Linked DNA regions of Homo sapiens: regions 1, 3, 4 and 5 are each linked to region 2. A link is a contact called in ENCODE Hi-C or POLR2A ChIA-PET data. All regions are on one chromosome and are shown on one strand. The core of a region is the stretch at or near the end of the contact, and the rest is flanking DNA. Distances in the headings are between cores, read along the strand shown. Region 1 has its middle 43 kb from the start of PLCL2. Region 2 holds the start of SATB1 (SATB homeobox 1). Region 3 holds the start of RAB5A (RAB5A, member RAS oncogene family). Region 4 has its middle 250 kb from the start of MIR4791. Region 5 has its middle 230 kb from the start of MIR4791.

Region 1 (4,118 bases), core at 599-3,098, 1.6 Mb before region 2:
TACATAGAGTGAATCTTTGTCAAATATAATATTTAGTAGTTGTATGATTAAATTTAAAGGCATCTCTGGCAAAATCCCAAATAGTCTTACTGATAGCCTTTCTAGTTGTGTGTAGGAAGTGAGTGTGTTTCTGACAGGTTTTGAGATGAGAAATACCACACACAAAAGAAAATCCAAACCATTAGGGTATTTGACTGATAAAATATCTTTTACTGTACGGATCATGAAGAGATAATTCAATACAGATGGTTAATGAAGATATTTTTACTTCATTGGTAATTTCAAGAAATACAAATTCAAAGAACAACAAAATCAAATTTTCACCTGCTACGTTTGTAGATTTAAAAAGAAGATTGACTACTGGTGAGGATGCAGAAAGATGGGCAATCCCGTTTGTGGTTGGCCAGAAATTTGATACAATTTTTATTATACATAGATAAATAACTTCCTAGTACCAAATTTTCTGCCAGTTATTAATACTGAGTGTTATTAACACTGGGAAGTTATTTGTCAATATATAACAAAAAGCCTTTAAAATGTTTATATCTTTCAACCGAGTCATCTATTTTAAAGAAATAATAATTTTGTAAAGGAAACAAAAAGTTATACTCAAAGATATCCTTGCAGTGCTACAATTTTTAATGGGGAGAATTGGAAACAAGCTCAGAACAATAAAAGGGTGGGTGGTTAAATATGCTACTTAGAATGAAATATGCTGGCATTAAAATGAGATTTTAGTAATAATCTATGGTCATAGCTACCATTTATGAAGAGTTTACTATATGCCAGGCCCCAAGCTAAGCACTTTGAAAATATATTATTTTATTTAAATCTTATTACAACAGATTAGTAACCTCCCAACTTCCAACAATTTTATCACCTCATTTAAACTCATTTGACAAATTAGAAAATGGGGGAAAAAAGTGTTAACATGAGCAAATTCTCTTGATATTCCTTTAAGCAAAAAAAAAAAAAAAAAGGAAGTATACAAAGTTGTATGCACAGTAGTCCCCTCTTATCTGCTTATCTGCATGGGATGCCTTCCAAGACCCCCCACCAGATGCCTGAAACCTCAAATAGTACTGAATCCTATATATTCTCTGTTTTTTCAAACTGATAACCAAAACAACTACTATGTGGTATACATCGTGGGTATTCTGGACAAAAGGATATTTCACATTTCAGGAGGACCTAGTGGGACAGCGTGGGAGTTCATCAAGCACCTTAGAATATTGCACGATTTTAAACTTATGAATTGTTTATTTCTGGAATTTTTCATTTACTATTTTCAGACTGCAGTTGACTGCAAATAACTAAAACGTTGGAAAGTGAAAGTGCAGGTGAGAAGGGACTGCCGTAGTTTCAGCTCAACTATAGAAGTACAATAAACCCACTCATAATCTTGTAAGTAGGAATAAAACTCCAAACTGCATAAAGTGCAGGTTTGTATTATTACCAAGTTCCTGAAGTATCAGTGGGGGCTGGAAGGTGGAGGACAGCTCCATCGCTAGTCATTCACATGCATTATTCTGGATACATGAAGTTTAGTGAGAAATTTACCGAGATGTTGAGTGATTTTTCTCTGTATTGTAGCATTATGGGTAATTTATGCTTTTCTGGCTTTTCCACATTTTCTACAATTAGCATGTAGACGTATTGCATTAAAAATGCTTTGAAAAGTTTAGAAAACTTAAAGCAATTTGTTTTACTAATTTTTTAAAATAAGAGGGCAATGACATCTCTATTCTTTACAGTCCTTTTAGATCTGACAGCTCAGTAATTTAGACAGGAGAGAGAAAAGACAAAGCCCAGTGGTCAGAGGGAAATGGGAGGTGTGTCCCCTCCCAGCTACAGTGAGGGGGCCACGTGACGCCTGTGGCAGCATCTGTGGTCACATATGTTACAAGTGAAAAAAATATCACAATGAGGTTGGTAAAGCCTTGGGCATTACCCAACCTCATGTAGCTACCAAAATGTTTATTAAAAAACTATTTACAAAAGAAAGAAAGACACTATTAAGGGGTAAAACCAGTTTTCTGTATTATCTAAGAATAGAGATGCTCCCCCAAGTTAGCATGAGAGGCTAATTAGGGAACAGCGCTCTTTGACAAGAAACAAGAAGCAGGCTGGTCTCCTTCTGCTGTTTGCAGGATCTTTGAAAACTGAACTGAAGTTAACTTTGAGGCCGGCCCAGCATTTGTTAAATCTGAGCTTCTGAAGCTGCCGCAGCTGCAAGGTGTGCTCCCAGCTCCTGCAGCAACCCAAGTAACCGGGGGAAGTGCCGGAGGTGGTGAGCAGAAGTAGGGAGAGGGGCGATCCCCCTGCAGGATGGGATGCCAGGCCCAGGGTTGGGCCTTACAGGAAGTGCCCAGCTTTTGTTGAGGTGGCTGTGCCAAGCAGCAGAGGGCCCGCCCTTGTTTGTTGGGGTTTTCCTACTGGGTTCCGTGATGAGGTGGCTTAAAAGCAGAAGACTCAGAGAACCCTAAACGCTGGCTCAGGCCTGAAGGCTGAAGTTAGGTGCATTTAGAGAAATCGTTCATGTATGCAGGGGGCAGCTGGAGCAGCTGAGAGAGAGAAATGTCAAGTATTAGGTTCCAGATGGGCTCCTAGCAACATAATGCTAATTTTCCAGAGTGCTTTCACCTTTCTTCAGAGCCACTCATTCGTTCCTTCAACTGATGTTTACTCAGTATTGTTATAGGCACTGGAGAAGCCAAGATAAATAAGACACCTTTGCTGCCCATCCAGGTAGGAGACAGAGAACCAACAAACACATTTCAGTGTGGTGAGTGCTGTGGTGGGCCCAAGACCAGGGCACTGTGGGCACTCCCTGGAGAAGAACCTCACCGAAGCCAGGGGTTCAAGGAAGTGATAATATCTGAGCTATGTCTTACTTTGGTGCGTCTCCGATTGTAACGGATGCAAAAAGCACTTGGGGATCGTGTTAAAATGCAGGTTCTGATTCAGCAGGGTTGGGTGGAGCCTGAGATTTTGCGTTTTTAACAAGCTCCCAAGTAATGCCAATGCTGCTGGTCCAAGGTCCACATTTCAAGTAGCAAAGTCCTAAATGATGTCTAAGAAGGAGTCAGCCAGGTGGAGAAGTGGGAAAGGATATTCCTAAGAGAAGGCACATTCCACGCACTCCACTTAGGGAGCAGGAAGGGTTGCCCCTTGAGGGAAGTTGGGGTTTTGCTGGGTAGGCTTGAAATTGCCCTGGGTTGGCCTCTTTATTCTATTAGGGGTTTAATTCATTTAAAGTTTGAATCATTCATTCAAGTCTTTAAGGCTCAGCCCTAAACCTGATATTCTAAGAAATATATTCCTAACACTCACCTGACGTGTGTCCTTAATGGTGCCTAATGGTCTTTTTTCCTTAGTGATCTTTCCCTCTCATGTAGATGATAAGATCCTCGGAGCAAACCCAGTGGTGATGATCAGCCAATGTGATTGAGTTCTTAGGGTCCTAGGCTATAGCTGTACAAGGGAACCCATTGCTTGTTCACACCATAGCTAGCACAGTGCCTGATACACATGAGAAGCTAGTGCTCATTACATACTGAGTTTAAAATGAATGGATGAATTAGTATAAATACCTCAGGTGGGGTTCAGTAAGAAAATAGTAGAGTGATTAAGAGTACAAGCAGTGGAGTTACAATGCCTGGGTGCAAATCCTGGCTCTGCAAGTGCTAGCTTCATTAACCTGGGCACATCCTATAACCCCTTTGTGCCTCAATTCCTCATCTGTAAAATGGGATTGATAGTAATAGCTGCCTCAAAGGATTGTTGAATGCAATAAATAGCATAATACATATTGATTGCTTCTAAGAATTATAAACATTCAATAATTGTTATCTCTTATTTTTGTTAAGGGCTGAGTTTGACATTAGCCAACCTGTCCACATATTAACTGGGATACCTTGGTGAGGACGGGAATGTTTGTCTGAGGTAGGGATTATGGGTGAACTGATGAATCTTTGCTATGCCTGCCCTTCATTAACACACATTATGGCCGGTAATTGTATTATTTTTCGTAAAATACTTATTTGAAGCTAAAATAGGAAATCACATACATAAAGATAAAAATAGAGGTCTTGGCAGGGTTCTTCAAATGGGACCCT
Region 2 (4,063 bases), core at 1,152-3,651:
AAAACTGTCCTTTGAATACCCACCTATAAGCATCTATTAAACACTAAGTCGTGGTGTAAAAAGCTTTACATTACAAACCAAAATTAAATGCGCATAAAACACCCAATTTACTCATTTTAACTCTATGCCCGGGCTAAAGTTCACCAAACCTCAGTTTGGGATTGAAAAGAGCAACCTCCAACAGGCCTGCTTGGATGACAGCAGCAGGAACTAACTATGGTCTCAACAGATGCCAGGCTGAAGAGTTTCTTTTGAGTTACACGTTACAACCCATTTTAGTGCAATGTCTGGTTGCCACACAGAAAGCAAGCTACTTTCTGAAAATCCCATTTATCTGCCCATAAACTAAGACCATATATGATAATTACTGAATAAAACAGTGAACTCAGTAACAACAATTATTTCCTTTAAAAGGAAAGAAAATCTCGAAATTCTAGTTTTTTAGGAACCGATTTTTTGCAAAGCGAGATCCTTTTCAATGAGTTTCTAGCTGGATCGCCTCCTTCGCCCCCACACAACCCCATAATCACATTTTAAGATTGTGCCCTTATCCATTCCATATGGCCGGCACGATCCAGGCCAAGCTTTCACTGTGACCTTTTAAAGAGACAAAGAAGCAAAGTACTATCTAGAAACAGAAACACTGCAGTTTTACTGAGTGAAATTAGCAAAACCGACCTGAAACTCACCACTTCAAAACTTGACAGCACATAAATAACAAAAACAAAGGAGATTTCCTTTGCAGCCCGGGTTCTTGAAGAGAAGTTCAAGACTGATGTTTTCTATGTCCTTTTTTTTTTTAATTAAAAAAAAAAAAATAAAAAAGCAGCAGACCTGAAGGCGACTTCCCCTGAAATTGTATTATTTTCCTTTCCCCTACCCCCGCCCCCCTAAGCGGGGGAAGGGCAGAAATAAACGTCTAGAAGAGTAGCCATGAGAAAGGGGTTTAAAAAAAAAATCACAATTCGAAAACCAACATATAGGGGTTTGTAAAATGTCTAACCTCAGAGAACAGGGTTTGCGATGGGGAGGAGGGGAGAGTGGGAAGCAGGGAGGAGGAAGAAGATAAAATTGATCTGACAAGTGATTCGTTGGGGGGAAATCGTAAAAACAAAGCAAAACCCGTTATGAGCTGTACACTGTGATGGTGCTGGGGAAACGACGTGGTGACTGAGGATTCTCTTAAAAAAAAAAAAATCACTGCGGACAAGGTCTCCAAAAAGGAAAAAAGGTCTCTTCGCGTCTCTCCCTCCCTCCTGCTCACTCGGGTTCTTCGGTGTGAGGACAGAAAGTCTACTTCTGGCTGTCACTTGCAATATTATTCTTCAATAACCCCGAATAACGCGCATTGGGAAGGCCACCTCGCCTCCCTTCCAATCACCCCCACCCCCCTCGCCAACAATCGCGACTAATATTAACAAACCTTAAACTTTTCCCCACAGCCTCGCACCCCCAACGAGGGCATCTAGCGGGGGACAGCGAGGGTGGGGGGCAGGGGGTCGCGAGAAAAGCCCCGGAAAGGCACTAAAATGCCACTTTTGATTCTGCCCTCGCTGACAACAGCCGCAAGGACCCTCTCCCTGCCCATTGACGCGGGGCTGTGAGCGTCTGGGGTCCCAGCAAGTGAGGAGAGAAGAGGTTCGGGGGGAGGGGGAGGAGGAGGAAGATCAGAAGGCACCCCCAGCCACCTCCACCGCCTAGGCAGCGACAAACTCCCCGCCCCCTCCCCCCAAAAAGTCGCCAAGCTCTCACTCGTCCAGAGTCCGAGGTAAACAACGAGCACCACAATGGCACTAGGACTTTGGGGGAAAAGAAACCCAGAAACCCCGACAAAACTGATCAGGAGTTTCCCGAAATGAAAGAGGGGGGCGGGCAGCGTCCTCTAGAGTCGCCCTGGCTTTCGGCTGGGCCCCCGGGCAGGATAGAGGGCGGCCGCGGCTGTTGTTGTTGTGACGAGGCCGGGTGTTGCTGGGTGGCACAGGGAGAGGTGTGTGTGTGTTTGTGTGTGTGCGTGAGTGTGAGCGCGAGTCCCCGGACGGGGCTGCTTCTCTCGCTCTCTCCCTCGCTAGCTCTACCCCTCGCTGCCGTCTCTGCCCCCATTAAATTATTAGTTGACTCATCCCGGCCGCTGTCGCTGCCGCCGCCGTGCCCCGCTCGGCTCCGCGCGTCCGCCCGGGCTGCAGCCCTCTCCGCCGCTGCTCCTGCTGCTGCTGCCGCCGCCGCCGCCGCTGCCGCTGTGGGTGCCTCTTCTTCCTCCTCCTCATTTTAATACAAAATCACCCCGCTCGCAGCCCCAGCCCCGAGCACGCAGCCTCCTCCCGGCCGCCCGCCGCCGCCCGGAGCCTTCCCCAGCGGGGCCGGCTCATCCGCCGCGTCCGGGGAACGGGAGCGAGCGAGAAAGTGGCGGCGGCGGCGGCGGCGGCGGAGGAGGAGGAGGGGGGAGGAGAGGAGGAAGGGGGTGCGGAGCCGAGGAGGAAGGCGGCGTGGGGGGGCAGGGTGCACGGAGCGGGCGGAAAAGGGATGGGGATTAAAACCCGGGCTGGAGGGCCGGGATTGGGGGAGGGGGCGGGGGCGGCGAGTTAAAAAGCCGAAAGACAAGTAACTAGTGAATGAGTGAGGGAATGGGGGGAGCGCACGATTTCCGGCCCCGGGCGCGCAAGAATTTGTAATGAGCTTGATTAGAGTGAGGCGGCCCGACATTTATTACACACAATACCCAGAATAACAGGGCGCTGTGCGAGGGCTAGCGCCGGCCGCCGCCAGACGCGCCAGGGAGGGCGCAGAGGGGAGGAGGAGAGGGGGCTTCCCTGGCAGCGTCCGCCGGAGCGGGGAGGGGAGCGCGCGGCGCGCGGGCGGCAGGGGCAGGTGTGTGAGTGGGAGGGAGGAGGGGCAGGACGGGCAGGACGGGCACGGGGGGCGGGGGGAAGGAAAATGACGGGGAGGAGGGGGCGAGGGCCAGGGGAGAAAACTAACCAACCACCCACACGCCACAAAAGCCACAAAAAGGAGTACGCCTGGAGCGTCGCAGAGGGACAGGCGAGGTGGGGGGACAGGGAGACGCACCGGCCCCGTGGGAGAAGGGCGCGGGTACGCAGGTGACAGGCGCTGAGGAATGAGGTAGGGAGCCATCAGGAAGTGGCTGGAGGGGTACAGACGGAAGGCAGTTCTCTCCGGGGAAGCGCGGAGGGTGCAGAAACGTGTACAGCAATAAAGGCCAGGAGCCTCGAAACGCTCGGAATGTTTATCCTCTAAGGAGGGTGGTCCTTAAACTATGAGGAGCCAACATTAGAAAGAACTGAGTAAGAGCGTTCTGTACTAGTCAGACGTTGGTTCAAATCGCCCTCACTTCTGAGCCATAGAATACTTTGGAAGAAGAAATACGTGGCCGAGTTAAACAAAATTTGGGTCACTTGAAAGAGACCTGACTTGTTATTATAAAGGAAAAGATGCCATCATTCTTCAAATAATTTACGCTAGGCAAAAGAGGAAAGTTTGGGTTGGTAAATACATCTGTTGTAGCAATAAACACTTCTGCTGTAATCTAGGGTAGGTTACCCAGTTAGATAAATGGTCATTACCACATAAGTATGATCCTATTATTTAGACAATCTATTAAATATAGTTCATGTAAAAATAAAGAATATTACAATGTAACCCAAAATAGAAATGCCTCATTTATCGCTTAGGTTTTAGTTCTACCATTTTAGCACCCTGAAGGCAGTTAATCATTAACAAAAAACAAGAATTATTTTTCAGAATTTGCTGGTAGGGAAAAGAGAAAAATCAGTCAGATAAACATTTTGTTACACATAAAAAAGCAACAAGTTAGCACAAGTACTGAGATAAAAGGGAAATTTGCAAATTAAGCTCTGTAAAGCCACCAATACACTCTTAGGCACACTGTTTACATTACAAATCTAAAGAAAAGCCAAAAGGTAAAGCAGAAAAGTGTAGGAAATGATGGCCTCCTAGGGGAGAGTAAGTTTAGGAGAAACAAAATGAAAATATATCACTCTAATAGCACCCACGTTTCACCCACAAACCAGAAAGGTTAGCCAAATCT
Region 3 (4,313 bases), core at 917-3,416, 1.5 Mb after region 2:
GGCTAAGGAGAAAAGTCCAGGTGCTCATTAGCTATTAAAATAAGGCAGATTTTAAGACAGCCATTATACAGAGTAAGGCAAAGTATTGTGAAATTACAGAAAAAATAATAATTGAATCCAGTAGAAGTATCTGCAGATGCGGTCCAAAGGAACTGGTGTCCTGGCTAAGACGGAGCCAGCAGTTATGGGCAATGATAGTGTTCCATGTGGAGAAAATAAAGTGATCAGATACCAAGATGGCAACACACAGGCAATATTCAGGGAACACAGACCAGATACGTGTGATCAGGGAACAAATAAAGAGTATGGGGAGAGGAATTCTATAGAAATAGAATGAAAGAAACTTGGGTTGGGACTAGAGTTAAAGAACTTTAGACTGTCAAGTAATGACATAGCATTGAACATTTTTTAGTAGAGTGGCTAAAATGTAAAGAATGGACAGAAAGAACAGCAGTATGCATTAATTTCAGTTTATATAAACACTACCATGGACCAGGTGTTGGGATTAGACTTCAAATTTGGGGATTAGATAATTTGTTGATAGAATGGACAATGGTTTGTGAGGAGAAGAAAGAGGTGAAGCTGATTCTGCAGTTCCAAGTCTGGGTGACTGGGAGGATGTTAATGCCAGTCTCTAAGCAGAAGCAGGTTTGGAGTGGAATAGGTTTCGTTTTGGGCATACTGTTGACATGACAAAACTGATGTCACATATCCTATTTCCTGACTCCTCCTGGGATTGTCCCAGAGCTATTACCATGATTAATAGTTCATATTGAACAACTCCTTGAGAATAAAATGCCACAGGTATCATTTACGTATGACACATTACGTTCTTCTGGCAACTAGGTAGTTGATCTGAAAGACGGGCTGTTCAAAGTTCAAATCATCTTAATTGCACAATGCCGCCGACTGTACGCCCATAAGATACCTTAACCCGGTACACTTCAAAGACAATATTCTCGCCCTTACAACAGAGCTATACATTGTAAACTGCAAACTGAAAAGTAGCCTTTATTCTGAAGGAAAATCAATTTAATATTCTTCCACTAAATTATCAAAACAATTTTTTTGGCGGAGGCTGGGGAGGGGGTGGTGGCTGAAGCCTCGCCAGAGACTGAATGTGGTGTGGGATTCAACTAAAGCAGCACATCTTCAGTAGGTCCCCCGTGGAGGGTAACGAACATCTTGGGTTGTCTTTCACCAGAATTGTGTTCAACAACTCACGTTCTGGAGCCAACCCGCCGCAGATCAGAATCCAGCTTCTGCACCACACAGCCGTGATCTCGGACAAGTTACTCAATCTCTTGTGTCTCAAATTCTTTACCTATAAAACATCTACAACTAGAACTGAAGACTTGGCTGCCAGGCACTGGGCTAGACATAGATTTACAGCGGTGAGGACCACCAAGGGGAGCTAAAATTCGAATGTAGGGAACAGACGATTAACAAGTTAGTTTCAGAATGAAAGACTCGAGTGTAAGAATTCAATGGGATAATTCCTGTAAAGCGTTTAGTACAGTAAAGAGCGAAGGGAAATTCTGAATAAAAGGCAGACACTATTTTAGGATTTGGCCTTCCCCGCCCCCTACCAAAACCACGTAAACTCTTAACAGAAGCGACTTCTTATTGTCAGGCGCCTAAAGGCGGCTTTTGGGATAGGGAGGGTCCTTTCTTCCTCCTTGGGGTAAATGCGATTTAGCAGCCTTTACCGACCTACCCAACCCCAGGGCCATTTTGTGGGAGGAGGTTCTCTCGTGCTAGACAAGTTCCCTCTAATAAAGCCCCTTAGCCGAGATGCCAGGATTGGGGTTAGGGAACCTCGCCGCTCCCACAAGGGCTGGGCACAAAAAACAAACAAAAAAACACAAGTTATTTTGATCTTCCCCCAAAGAATAGTAAAGGAATTTCCCCCGACCCCGGCCGCCAGGAGCCCAGAGACCCCCCAGCCTAAATAACAATGGCGCTGGAGAGGGCGTGGCCGCGCGTACCTGGGGTGGGGGAAGGGGAGAAAGGCGGCCAGTTCGGATCTGAGCCACTCGCAGGGTCACGTGACATCCTGCCTCGCCCCGCCCCGCGAACAAACCTAGGCGGGGAGGGATTCGGGAAGGGGCGAGGAAGCGGAAGGAGCAGGCGGACTGGCGATGATGGGAAGTGACGAAGTGGCGCAGTTCGCTGCGTGCAGCGACGTGGCGGCGGGGCCGGCACCGGGCAGCGGAAGTGGCTCCGGCGGTGGGACTTGAGTGTTTGTGTTTTGGTTCGTGAAGGAGCCGGCGGCTGGCCTTAGGGGAGGAGGCAGAGGGAGGAGGAGGAGGAAGAATTAGTCGGAACTCCAGCGCCGGCGGCGGCGGCGGCGGCGGAGGAGGAGAAAGGAAAGAGGAAGGGGGAGCGGCGAGAGGCGGAGACGGAGCCCGACAGGGGCGGCACCACGGCACGAGCCCCGCACAGTCCAGTGTGAGGGGAGCGGCGCTAAGAGCAGGCGACGCCGCCGCCGCCACCACCACCGCCATAGATACACTCTCATCCTACGGGCCACGCCTGGGCCTTGCTGCCAGGAAGCTTCGGCCCCGCAGCTCGGCTTGCTGCGGTCTCAGGTAACCGAACCGCCCCTCCTCCTGCGCAGCGGGGGCCTGGACCCCAGGTTATCCGCGGTCCCCAGCCTGTCCGCGGCCCTGCCGGTACTGAGACCCCCCACCCCTTCTCCCTCACGCGCAGCAGTGCCCTGGACCAGAGAACTATCGAACCCGGCGTCTTGTTCTGCCAGCCCTGGTGACTCATCCTCCAGGGGCTCTGGAGACCGGGATTTGGGGACTGACTGAGGGAGCGACGGGTGTCACCCTTTCCCTTCTCAAGATGGCGCCGTGGAAAGTGTACTGGAGGCCGCGGTTCCGCCTGGTCTCCGTCCTGGCAGTCCTGGGGGTCTCGGTCAAAGCAAGGCAGGTTCGGGGGAGGAGGTTGGAAAGGCCAAGGGACCTGGCGAGTGCTGCTTATCCAGGCGATCTGTAGTTGGCTATTAGCTACTCAGGTGCTCTCCAAGCAGGAACCTGGGCCTACTGCAGGTGTCAATGTGGGGAGCTCCGCCTATCTTCAACTTCCAAAGATGAGTAGTGTCGGTGGGTGGGAGGCTCGTCAAAATAGGCTGTCTAGAGACTTGTTTTCTGTTTGGAAGGTAGTGAACTACAGCGTTAAATAAATTCAAGATAACAGGACCGCTGAACTCCTTCACTGGGTAGAGACCATGGAACTTGCTCTGGCGTTATCTTCCCTGGAAGCTGCTTACCTCTGAGACTTTCAAACTTGTTAAGTTCTGAACGTCATAGTTCACATACTTGGTTTTTGTCTTGCTTAAATGGAATCAAAGCGTTCAATCAGTTGCCTTTCACATAATAAGAAAAAAACACTTGTACACCTCTGGGAATACTCAAGACTGCTCATAAACTTTATTCCTAAAGTAAAATGGAAGTGATAACTCAGCATTTGTATAAACAAAGTAAATGGAACAGTGCCTGGCACAAAATAAGTGCCCAGTCAATTTTTTGATCAAAGAACCCTTAGAAGGATTTTAACTATAGAATGAATAACAGTTATTTTCAAAAGATTACAAATGTATATTATGCAAAATTCTTGTTTTGCAAAACAGAAGTTTCAGTAAGCAGTGAATACAAATGAATGCACGTAATTTTTAACCTTAGTGTTATGCTAAGTGTATATTTACCATTAACTTTAGTTATTTCCTGTTTGAGATCCTTAGGGGGAGTAGCCACAATTAAGTAGCTTTAAACCTTAAAAGTCAAAGTGAAATCAGAATCTTGTTTGATTTTTTTTTTTAATGGGAGTCTGATATTTTCCCTAAAATTTTGGAAGTGCCGTAGAAATTTGGAGCATATTGTCCTTGATAAGTAATTTCTTGTTTTCTTAAATAAAAAGACAAATGGAAAATGTTTTGATTGTGTGTAATATCTGAAGATGTATTGGTGCATTTTCAGTATATATGATGTTCTATTGATATTTTATCATTTTCTTATCAAAGGAGCACATTATTGGCAATTTCAATCCCTACTATGTATATTAGAGATTGTTTACATGTATTGTTTTATTTAATTGTCACATCAGCTATGCAAGTTAGATATTATGGGAATAGAAACTTGGAAATTAAAGAGTTTGCCCAGACGGAAATTGGTATAGCCAGGATTACACCCCTAAATCTGGTATGTTTGTGGAGGAGGGGGCATTTTTATTTATACCTTGTTATTTGGAAGCAACTCAGATATTACGTCAATAAATCTGTAAATATTTCAGTATGTAATGGTAAAAGA
Region 4 (4,325 bases), core at 400-2,899, 1.1 Mb after region 2:
AGCCAGTTTTCCCAGCACCATTTGTTAAATAGGGAATCCTTTCCCCATTTCTTGTTTTTGTCAGGTTTGTCGAAGATCAGAGGGTTGTAGACATGTGGCATTATTTCTGAGGGCTCTGTTCTGTTCCATTGGTCTATATCTCTGTTTTGGTACCAGTACCATGCTGTTTTGATTACTGTAGCCTTGTAGTATAGTTTGAAGTCAGGTAGCATGATGCCTCCAGCTTTGTTCTTTTGGCTTAGGATTGACTTGGTGATGCGGGCTCTTTTTCAGTTCCATATGAACTTTAAAGTCGTTTTTTCCAATTCTGTGAAGAAAGTCATTGGTAGCTTGATGGGGATGGCATCGAATCTTAAAAGATGTAAGAACTGCTGGGATGCCCTCTTAAGTTTAGATATCAAAAGGCAGGTACTATAATCCTTCTTTATTCTCTTCTGCATAAAATTATTGTTTTTCACAACCTGGGTGCAGACTAGATTCTACTACAATTTCAATATGAAACTGGAAATTTTAATAAGATACATCTGGCAATTCAGCCTTCAGGTCCCAGGCCAAATGTCACCATTTAAGATTTATACTCTTATAACACCGTGAGCTTTTTTCAAAGGATTTAAATTAAAAATGTAACTACGTATTTTATCAATCAATGTTTCTTTTTTCATCACACTGTAAACTCTTTGAGAGCAGGCACTTTGTCTATTTTTCTCACTATTATATCCATAAAGAACACAGAAATTACTAAATATTTGTGTAGTTAAACAAGTGAATAAATGAGGGAATGAATGCATCAATGAATAAAAAGCTGGGATCAGATGTTTTGTATCATAGGAACCGTGTCAAGATTCAGAAATGTTGTTGACACCAAACCAATCTCTAAATTATGTTCTCTATATTTGCCATATTTACTACTTTGTAAGATAATATATCTTCCAGTAGAACTCAGGGTTAACTTTGTATTCTGCAAGGCCATCTGAAATCTGTATGGACCTGCCATTCTAGGTAAAGGAGATCTAATCTCTAGTTTCCTCTGACTCTCCAGGTTCTGACTCAGCAGAATGGACTAAAGGACCATTATCAATATCCAGAACTTCTAGGCTTCTTAAAGAGCTTGAAATGATGTACATAGAATCAAAGTTTCCCCAAAACCTGAAAGCAGTTTTGGACCCAGCGTTCAGCCATACTTGAATACAAAGGAAAAAAGTAAATGCAGAAAGTGGTGGGAAATGAAAGGAGAAAGGCAATAGAAGAAAGCACTAATTTTTTGACATAGCCACTTGAAAGAAGAAAAATAATTAGTTATATATTTACACAATTACCAAAGAATTATAGCCCGTTTCTCAAAGTCTGTGTTTTTAATAGTGATCTATTTAGACAGTTGTATTAACTCTCACAGTCCAATATGTTACTATTGGGAACATAGAAAGATACCTGTTGTTTATATTTAATATAAGTTTCTATCTTTTATCTGTCAGGGGAAATTGAATGAGAACACTGTTTTAGAATACCTCAAAATTTCTTAGCTGTAACTCAGTATGCAGATATAATTAATGGTGGAAATGAAAATTCCCCACACTGGGAATTCTGGCTTTATTGCTATTAAATCCTCTGCACAGAGGTTGAGCCAGAGGTCTTGGGACCACATATTTTACTTCCCTCCTTCTATCTTGTTCCCATTTCTGTGACCGAGTTTCATTTCTCAGTTTTAGTTCTGCTCAGTTTTCTTTTCTCTGAGAATAAAACTACCAGATGTAAATGGCACCTGTTGCCACAGCAGCTAAAATATTCAGTTCTACCTTTCTCTTCTCAAAGGAACCTTAATGTATTCAGTACCTTTCTCTGGGTTAGAACAAAAGTTAGGAGCTAGGTTAGAATTAACCTCAGATATTCTCACAACCACTGAGATACAGCGTATGTGTGAATTCATTGACTGTTGATATTCCAAATCATTGTAAAATCACCTGTGTCATGAGAAAAAGAAACAATCATATGATTGATCAATGGTTCCATATTAACACCATCTGTCTAGGGGCTCTTCTAAGAGTTCTATGGCAAGAGAGAACAAAGTACACTAATGGAGCGTGAACTTTCTGTGGCTTACAAAGTCGGTTACATTTCAAGTTAGATTCATGTTTGATTCCCTGCAGTTTAATTTAGCCAGCAATATCCCCATTAAGATTGGTTCTTCCTCTGATTGAATCAAATAATTACTTGCTTATACTTCCAAGCTCTCATATCCCTTCCAATTTCTTTTGTTTTCTCAATGGAATTACTGTCTGCTTGGTTAGTTGAAAGGATTAAATCCTAACTGAAAGAAAAGTAGGAGTCTTTGAAGTGGCTGCTCTGTCTCTATTATAGAAACAGGAAAGGCAGGAAGTCCTACAAAAACTGTCACCACATTTATTGCCAAGTTTGTTCATGTCTGTACATTTTAAGGGATGGCTCTCTAAAGTCATGGAAAATTAAATGGGGAGATGGATTCTAAAGAAGGAACATATGTCAAACAAAAAATATATCCACACATAAAAACTGTATACAAATGCTCATCATAGCTTTATTCATCACAGTCTCAAACTGGAAACATCCCACATGCCCATCAACAGAGGAATGGATGAACAAAATACTGTTCAGCAATAAAAGAAATAATCTATTAATATACGCAACAACATAGATGGATCTCAAAAGCATTATGCTGAGCGGAAGAAGCATACTATGTGATGACATGTATATAGAACTCTAGAAAAAAACAAATCTAATCTATAAAGACAAAAAGCAGATCAGTGATTGCCTGGAACCAAGGTAAAGAGAGGAGAGGACTGACTAGGGACAAACACAAGGGACTTTTGTGGCATGATAAAATGTTCTGTATATTAATCGCAATGGTGTTTATATGGGAATAAATTTACCAAAATTTATCAAAACACTTAAAAGGATTATACTTTATTGTATATAAATTATATCTCAATAAATATGATTTTTAAAATAATATATATTACTTTAAATATATACTATGTGTTTTATATATATATATATTCTTCATTTCTTACTACTGAATCCTGTCAACACAGAGACTATCTTTTACCCTGGACTTTTTCAAATAGGGAAACAGATTCAATGTTAAAAAAAAAATTGTGAAGTTCCCTAGTATATGGTTCCTCAGATAGACGCTAGTTACCTATAGTTGGTAGGATAATATCCTCAAACATACCACATCTAATCCCAGGAAGTTGCAAATGGAAAAAGGATATTTGCAGTTGTGATTAAGGGTCTTATCCTGGACTATTCAGGTGGGACCTAAAATGCAATAAGAGTCCTTATAAGAAAGAGGAAAAAGGAGATTACACACAGAAAATGCGAAGGCAGAGGCAGACAGAGATTGGAGTGATGAAGCCACATGCCAAGGAATGCTGGCAGCCACAGAAGCTGGAAGCAGTAAGAAAAGGATTCTCCCCTAGGACTTCCAGAAAGAGTGCAGCCCAGCTTGATTTGGGGCCACTGATACTGATTTTGGACTTTTGGCTTCCAGAACTGTGAAGGAATAAATTTCTCTTCCTTTAAGTCACCAAGTTTGTGGTAATTTATTATAGTAGTCACAGACACTAGTACGATAGTTTTAATTAAATCCCAAACATTTAAAATTTTATAAATTCCACTCAATCAAAGATTTTTTGAGTTAGTATTATGAACAAGACCATGGGGAAAACCTAGCTTAAGTCATTCATACTCAAAGGAAGGAAGCAGATGCTGGAACACAGGGCAGAAGAGATCGGAACTATCTGATAACAGAGAAGCTACAGTGGTGATGAGAAAAGTGGGAGGAGGGAAAGGTGATATTATCTGAGCAAAGGATCAGTGAATCCTTCGGGAAAGAGCTGGCTTCAAATTTGGCCTTGAAAGACTGATAAGACTTCAACAAAATGTGACAGGATACCTGAATATATCTGAGAGTCACCTGTACAAATTTATTCACTATAAAGCTTATTTGGGACTCTTGATATCATGAATACAGCTAGCTTATAGTTCGTATAATGCACCATGAAATCACAGAACCACGCTCAGTCAGTGTAAAAAGCCTCTAATATGGGTGCTGTTCTTATATCCCAACATAGCCATGGGCATTCGTTAGTGTCCCTTCCTCTACAGGAAAATTGATACTCATATGAATTCTAAAAATATAGCTTATCTTGACTCTAGCTTTTTAAATTTGTGTCTCTTAGCAGGGATCTGAGGTTATCTAGTTGAGAGCAGTCCCAATATCCCAGAAGCCCATTTTCTAAAAGGGTTAATAGTCACACAATGTTATAAGAAAAAATGAAGAGCCAAAACAA
Region 5 (4,442 bases), core at 1,601-4,100, 1.1 Mb after region 2:
TAAGCTATTTCCTTTTAACTTGGGTTTTTCCTTTATGGAGATAAGAAGCTGGAAATGGGATGGAATTTGACGCTGAAGCTAAGCTTCTGGGTTTTTTTTCACAGTTGGCTTGATAAAAATAGAACATACATATGTGATATATTTGAGTACAACAAAGAATAAAATAAGAGGAAGTGAGACTTAAAAGTGTGTCTGTGCTTTTTATTTTTGTAAAGAACTAATATACTAAGTTGAAGGGACCACTTTCATTTAAGAATTTCCTCCAGGGTAAAGAGTACCCTTTTGCTTTGGCACTTTTACTTGCCATGGTAATTTTTTTTAACCAGTGCTGACTCTGAACTTTATGCTACTCCTGTAGCTTTATTCTTCACTATGGTTTATTTGTCCTGAGAGAGAATTATTTCTGAACTCTGCATGGGGGTCAGTATTAAATGCTAATAAGGAAGGGGCTCAAACTCAGCCACATCTTTTGGGGAACACAGAGCCCTCTGGGTAGCTGCAGCCACATGGCCAACACTCAGCATCTTTGGGGCCCCTTGCTATGATTGGCAGTGATGTCCAGAAGCCCTCAGATGGAAACACAGATTTCCGAAAGTTGCCATGATAACTTATTGACCAAAATGAGTCATAAGAGTTCCTCCTGCTATAATCAGACAACCTGTGGAACCAAATCTAATTGTCAACTCTGGCTTCCAGTACCCCAAAGGTATTTGAGCCCTGGGCCTAGATCACTTAGCATATCTCTTGTTAACTTACACAAAAACCACGTCTACAGAAAAGGGGTAAAGAAGACAACATTTCTCACACTTGGTTCGCAGGGTGTGGTTTGCGGGACAACAGCAGCAGCTTCATCTGGAAGCTTGTTAAAAATGCAAAATCCTGGACCCCCATCTCAGAGCAGTGAATCAGAATCTACATTTTGACAAGATTCTCAGGTAATTTGTGCACATGTTAAAGGCTTAGAAATACCTGAACAAGGCCGGGTGCGGTGGCTCACACCTGTAATCCCAGCACTTTGGGAGGCTGAGGTGGGTGTATCACGAGGTCAAGAGATGGAGACCATCCTGGCTAACATGCTGAAACCCCGTCTCTACTAAAAATACAAAAATTAACCACGCATGGTGGCGGGCGCCTGTAGTCCCAGCTACTTGGGAGGCTGAGTCAGGAGAATCGCTTAAACCCAGGAGGCAGAGATTGCAGTGAGCAGAGATCACGCCACTGCACTCCAGCCTGGAGACAGGGCAAGACTCTGTCTGAAAAAAAAAAGAAAGAAAGAAAGAAAAAAGAAAAGAAAAAGAAAAAAAGAAATACCCAAACACTGGTTCTTGACTCTGGCTACCCATTAGAATTACCTATGTTGCTTTTAAAAAACAGATTCCTGGCTCTAACCACAAAGAGTTTGATTTAGTTTGTGTGGGTAGCACACATACAGAATCAGAAACTCTGGGGGTAGGGCCCAGCAACCTGTGGTGCTTCTGATACCAGCTAAAGTTCGAGAACTACTGCTCTAGTCTAGTCGACAAAGGACCCAGCATTGGCTGAAGTAGGGTTTAAGCAAGAAGGAATGTGCATATAGTTATGTATAGGTGTATAACAAGATGTGTATCAATATCAACCTTCCTCCTGGAGACTCATCATCTTCTTTCCACTTCAAATACTCCTCTATGTTTTAAAACCATACTAGTTGATGGACATATCACTTTCTGATTAGAATAGGCTCCCCAAAATGCCGTCTATTCTATCATTTCTAGTTTAGCTTAGAGATATCATTGTGAAGGATTTTATTCCTCAGATATCATTGGCATATCTCAGTTTCATGAGTCTGAGCTTGGGAAAAGAATAATTGTTGGTTACAAGAGCAGATCACAATTGTAGGTCTTGTGAACCATGAGCTGAGACAGAAGTTCCTCCCTCAAGACTACAGACAATGTGTCCCATGGAAAAACTACCTAATGTTTTTCCTCATTTTGCTTAAACATGGTTGTTGTGTTCAGAAATCAGAGCTTTATACTGCAACACAAAACCAGCTCCATATATAAGCCATAAGAGCAGCACTGTGCTGTTTTAACCACATTTATAAAAAACAACTGATAATCTACTATCTGACTGTGGAGAGGTGGTACCTACTGACAATAAAATATCGTATATGAAATAATGAAAAAAGAAAGTTTTCTGTTATTAGAAACTGTTTCTATATCTTAATGCTGCTGCCTAGGTGGCTGATGGGGCAATACTTTACAGAGTTATATGTACAACACCTATACTCTAGGGTTTATGTATTTAGACTACAATAATAGGTCTGCATTTATCTAACACGTAGTTAACACTGTCTTTATAAAGACACTTTCTGAAGTAAATATAAAGAGTGAGACTTGGGCTGAGATAAACTGAGTTCTTTACTTCACTGCTTAACTATCTGGCTTTGAACAAAACAAATTCTCAGACTCTTCATTCCCTTTTCTCTGAGACTGGAATATTTCCATATGACTTCTCCTAGAAGCATATCCTGATATAAAAATTTTGGTGAAATAGTTTATTTGGAGGACAAATTCAGGAAACACTGATTAGGGAATGGCAAGATGAGACTGAAAAAAGGAAGCTAGAAAGTGATGTATTATTGAGCAGGTAACCATTGTGAGCAACTGAGGTTCAATCACTCTAAGGAGCTCCAGACGACATTACAGAACATGACTTATGAGTTGCACAACCTAACAAAGAAGAAGCTGGATTATTCATCCTCCAAGTCCCATCTGTCCCAATGGCTAAAGGCTGCACCCAGAGATGTTAACCATACATCTGGCCTGTCCTTATGCAAATATAAAGACAAAACATTAGCAGAGAGTCCCAGGAATTTGCAGTAAAATGTCTTAGGCAGAGCCTGGAACCGTGAGTGTGTATGAGAAGAGCACAAAAAGCATCTGCTACATGAGGTATGTATGTATCAGGTCCAGTCAAAAGACAGAAACCACACAGTAACTTGAACAGGAAGTGCTTAAAATAAATAATTATTATTATGGAACATAGGTTTCTAAGAAAAGATGAAAGAACATCCTGTGGTGGAGAAAGGGTACCCAAGGAAGGAATAAATTTGGAAAGTTTCCAAGGCTAGGATACAGACTTTCTGAAAAAGGGGTAGACATAGCCCAATAAGAGGTTTGCTGGGTTGCCTGGATAAGAAGTGGTCCATTGTCACTGGACTGAGGCCAGAGGGAAATGCATGCTGGGCAAACAGCAAATCCACCCAGAGGTTCAAGTGGACCAAGGTTGGTGTGAGAAATGGCTCTGGTGTTCAACACACCACTGGTCACTCTGTACCACAGGAGCCAATCAAAGAAGCAGGACACAGAACCCACGAAAAAAGCCCTTTCCTCTGCAGTGTCTCTCCAGCACCCTCTACTGACAAAGAGGAAATATTTACAAGATCCAGTTCAGTATCACAAGCAGTAGTATCACAAGCAGAGCAATGAAGGGTAGATTCTGACCACTGACACAAGGAAATACTATTTACATAAGATCATTCGATATGAAGTAAATGGAATAACGTATTAAAATTACTTTTTAAACAGTAAAGTTCTCTGTGTTAATCTGTTTAGTGTTTCTGTGACAGAATATCTGAAGCTGGGTAATTTGTAAAGAAAATAAGTCTATCTTGTGATTTTGCAAGTGGGAAAATACAAGAAGCATGGCAGTGGCATTCTCTCAGTTTCTGGTGGAGGTTTTCCTGCTGCCTCATAACATGGGAGAAGGTCAGAGGGGAAGCAGAGAAGCAAAGATTCATAACCTGAGGGCCGGCACATCCTGGCTTTATAACAACCCACTCTGCAGGAACTAAGGCATTCCCATGAGAACGAATCCGAATCTCATCTTGCCTGAGTGAGAACTCACCAAACCATTTATGAGGGATCCACCACTGTGACCCAAACACTTCCCACTAAGCCCCACCTCCAATGCCTCCACACTGGGAACCAACAATTTCAACATCAGTTTTAGGGGGGACAAACTCAAGCCATATCCAAACCATAGCATTCTTGATATACTTGGTGTGAAAGTAATTGCAGTTTTAAAAGACATTACTTTTAATGTAAAAAAAAAACTCAATTACTTTTGCACTAACCTAATAGTATTTTTAAAATGAGTGCTTGTATGCAAAAACATCATCAGAATTACTATTTATAATAAAACTATGTTTTTCACTAACATGGTTGATTTATTATATTTTTAAAGCTATCTTTAGCATATGGTCTTTTAAACAAGGTTTTCTTCTCTGTAAAAATGTCATAAATTGACTCCCATGTCCATACACATTTTTCATGGCCTAAAATTCCTTTAATGGGGATCAAGTCTTTCTTCTACAGTTACTGATAAGTGCAATATATTTATTTTAATCCACAGAATACAAAGGCTCTAGCATATTTTTATTTCTTTTACAGAAAATTTTGATA

Evidence for each region. Hi-C counts contacts between places; a loop is a spot of excess contacts on that map. ChIA-PET counts read pairs that join two places held with the same protein, here RNA polymerase II (POLR2A). Pooled maps may share reads with other maps.
Region 1: a loop to region 2 is called in a pooled map, with 2.8 times the contacts of the local background. The contact joins the enhancer-like site here to the promoter of SATB1 in region 2. A Hi-C loop is called at or near these places in 4 of 50 pooled maps. POLR2A ChIA-PET finds 5 or more read pairs at or near these places in 2 of 52 experiments (A673 and activated B cell).
Region 3: a loop to region 2 is called in a map of B cell, with 5 times the contacts of the local background. The contact joins the promoter of RAB5A here to the promoter of SATB1 in region 2. A Hi-C loop is called at or near these places in 2 of 168 maps with a recorded cell type or tissue (B cell and ascending aorta) and 17 of 50 pooled maps. POLR2A ChIA-PET finds 5 or more read pairs at or near these places in 1 of 52 experiments (activated CD4-positive, alpha-beta T cell).
Region 4: a loop to region 2 is called in a pooled map, with 6 times the contacts of the local background. The contact joins the enhancer-like site here to the promoter of SATB1 in region 2. A Hi-C loop is called at or near these places in 2 of 37 single-sample maps with no recorded cell type and 1 of 50 pooled maps.
Region 5: a loop to region 2 is called in a pooled map, with 4 times the contacts of the local background. The contact joins the enhancer-like site here to the promoter of SATB1 in region 2. A Hi-C loop is called at or near these places in 2 of 37 single-sample maps with no recorded cell type and 3 of 50 pooled maps.

Annotation. Positions count from the first base shown.
Region 1 is chr3:16,840,168-16,844,285 of GRCh38, forward strand. No RefSeq gene overlaps it. Among named protein-coding and RNA genes, the nearest start is that of PLCL2, 43 kb to the right of the region's middle. RefSeq lists an enhancer at 2,149-2,398. Within about 2 kb of position 1,849, at least 22 of the 41 ENCODE cell types and tissues checked have a DNase peak (open chromatin) inside an H3K27ac peak, as active enhancers do.
Region 2 is chr3:18,422,938-18,427,000 of GRCh38, forward strand. It overlaps SATB1 (SATB homeobox 1), which reads right to left and starts at 2,402. Exons shown (of 11, transcript NM_002971.6): 1 at 690-2,402.
Region 3 is chr3:19,944,931-19,949,243 of GRCh38, forward strand. RAB5A (RAB5A, member RAS oncogene family) reads left to right here and starts at 2,167. Exons shown (of 6, transcript NM_004162.5): 1 at 2,167-2,591. It also overlaps a transcript of EFHB not described here. RefSeq lists enhancers at 1,048-1,649, 2,060-2,229, 2,155-2,324, 2,186-2,235, 2,756-2,805 and 1 more.
Region 4 is chr3:19,558,227-19,562,551 of GRCh38, forward strand. No RefSeq gene overlaps it. Among named protein-coding and RNA genes, the nearest start is that of MIR4791, 250 kb to the left of the region's middle. Within about 2 kb of position 1,650, at least 3 of the 41 ENCODE cell types and tissues checked have a DNase peak (open chromatin) inside an H3K27ac peak, as active enhancers do.
Region 5 is chr3:19,540,046-19,544,487 of GRCh38, forward strand. No RefSeq gene overlaps it. Among named protein-coding and RNA genes, the nearest start is that of MIR4791, 230 kb to the left of the region's middle. RefSeq lists enhancers at 659-768, 2,771-2,860 and a silencer at 1,382-1,551. Within about 2 kb of position 2,851, at least 3 of the 41 ENCODE cell types and tissues checked have a DNase peak (open chromatin) inside an H3K27ac peak, as active enhancers do.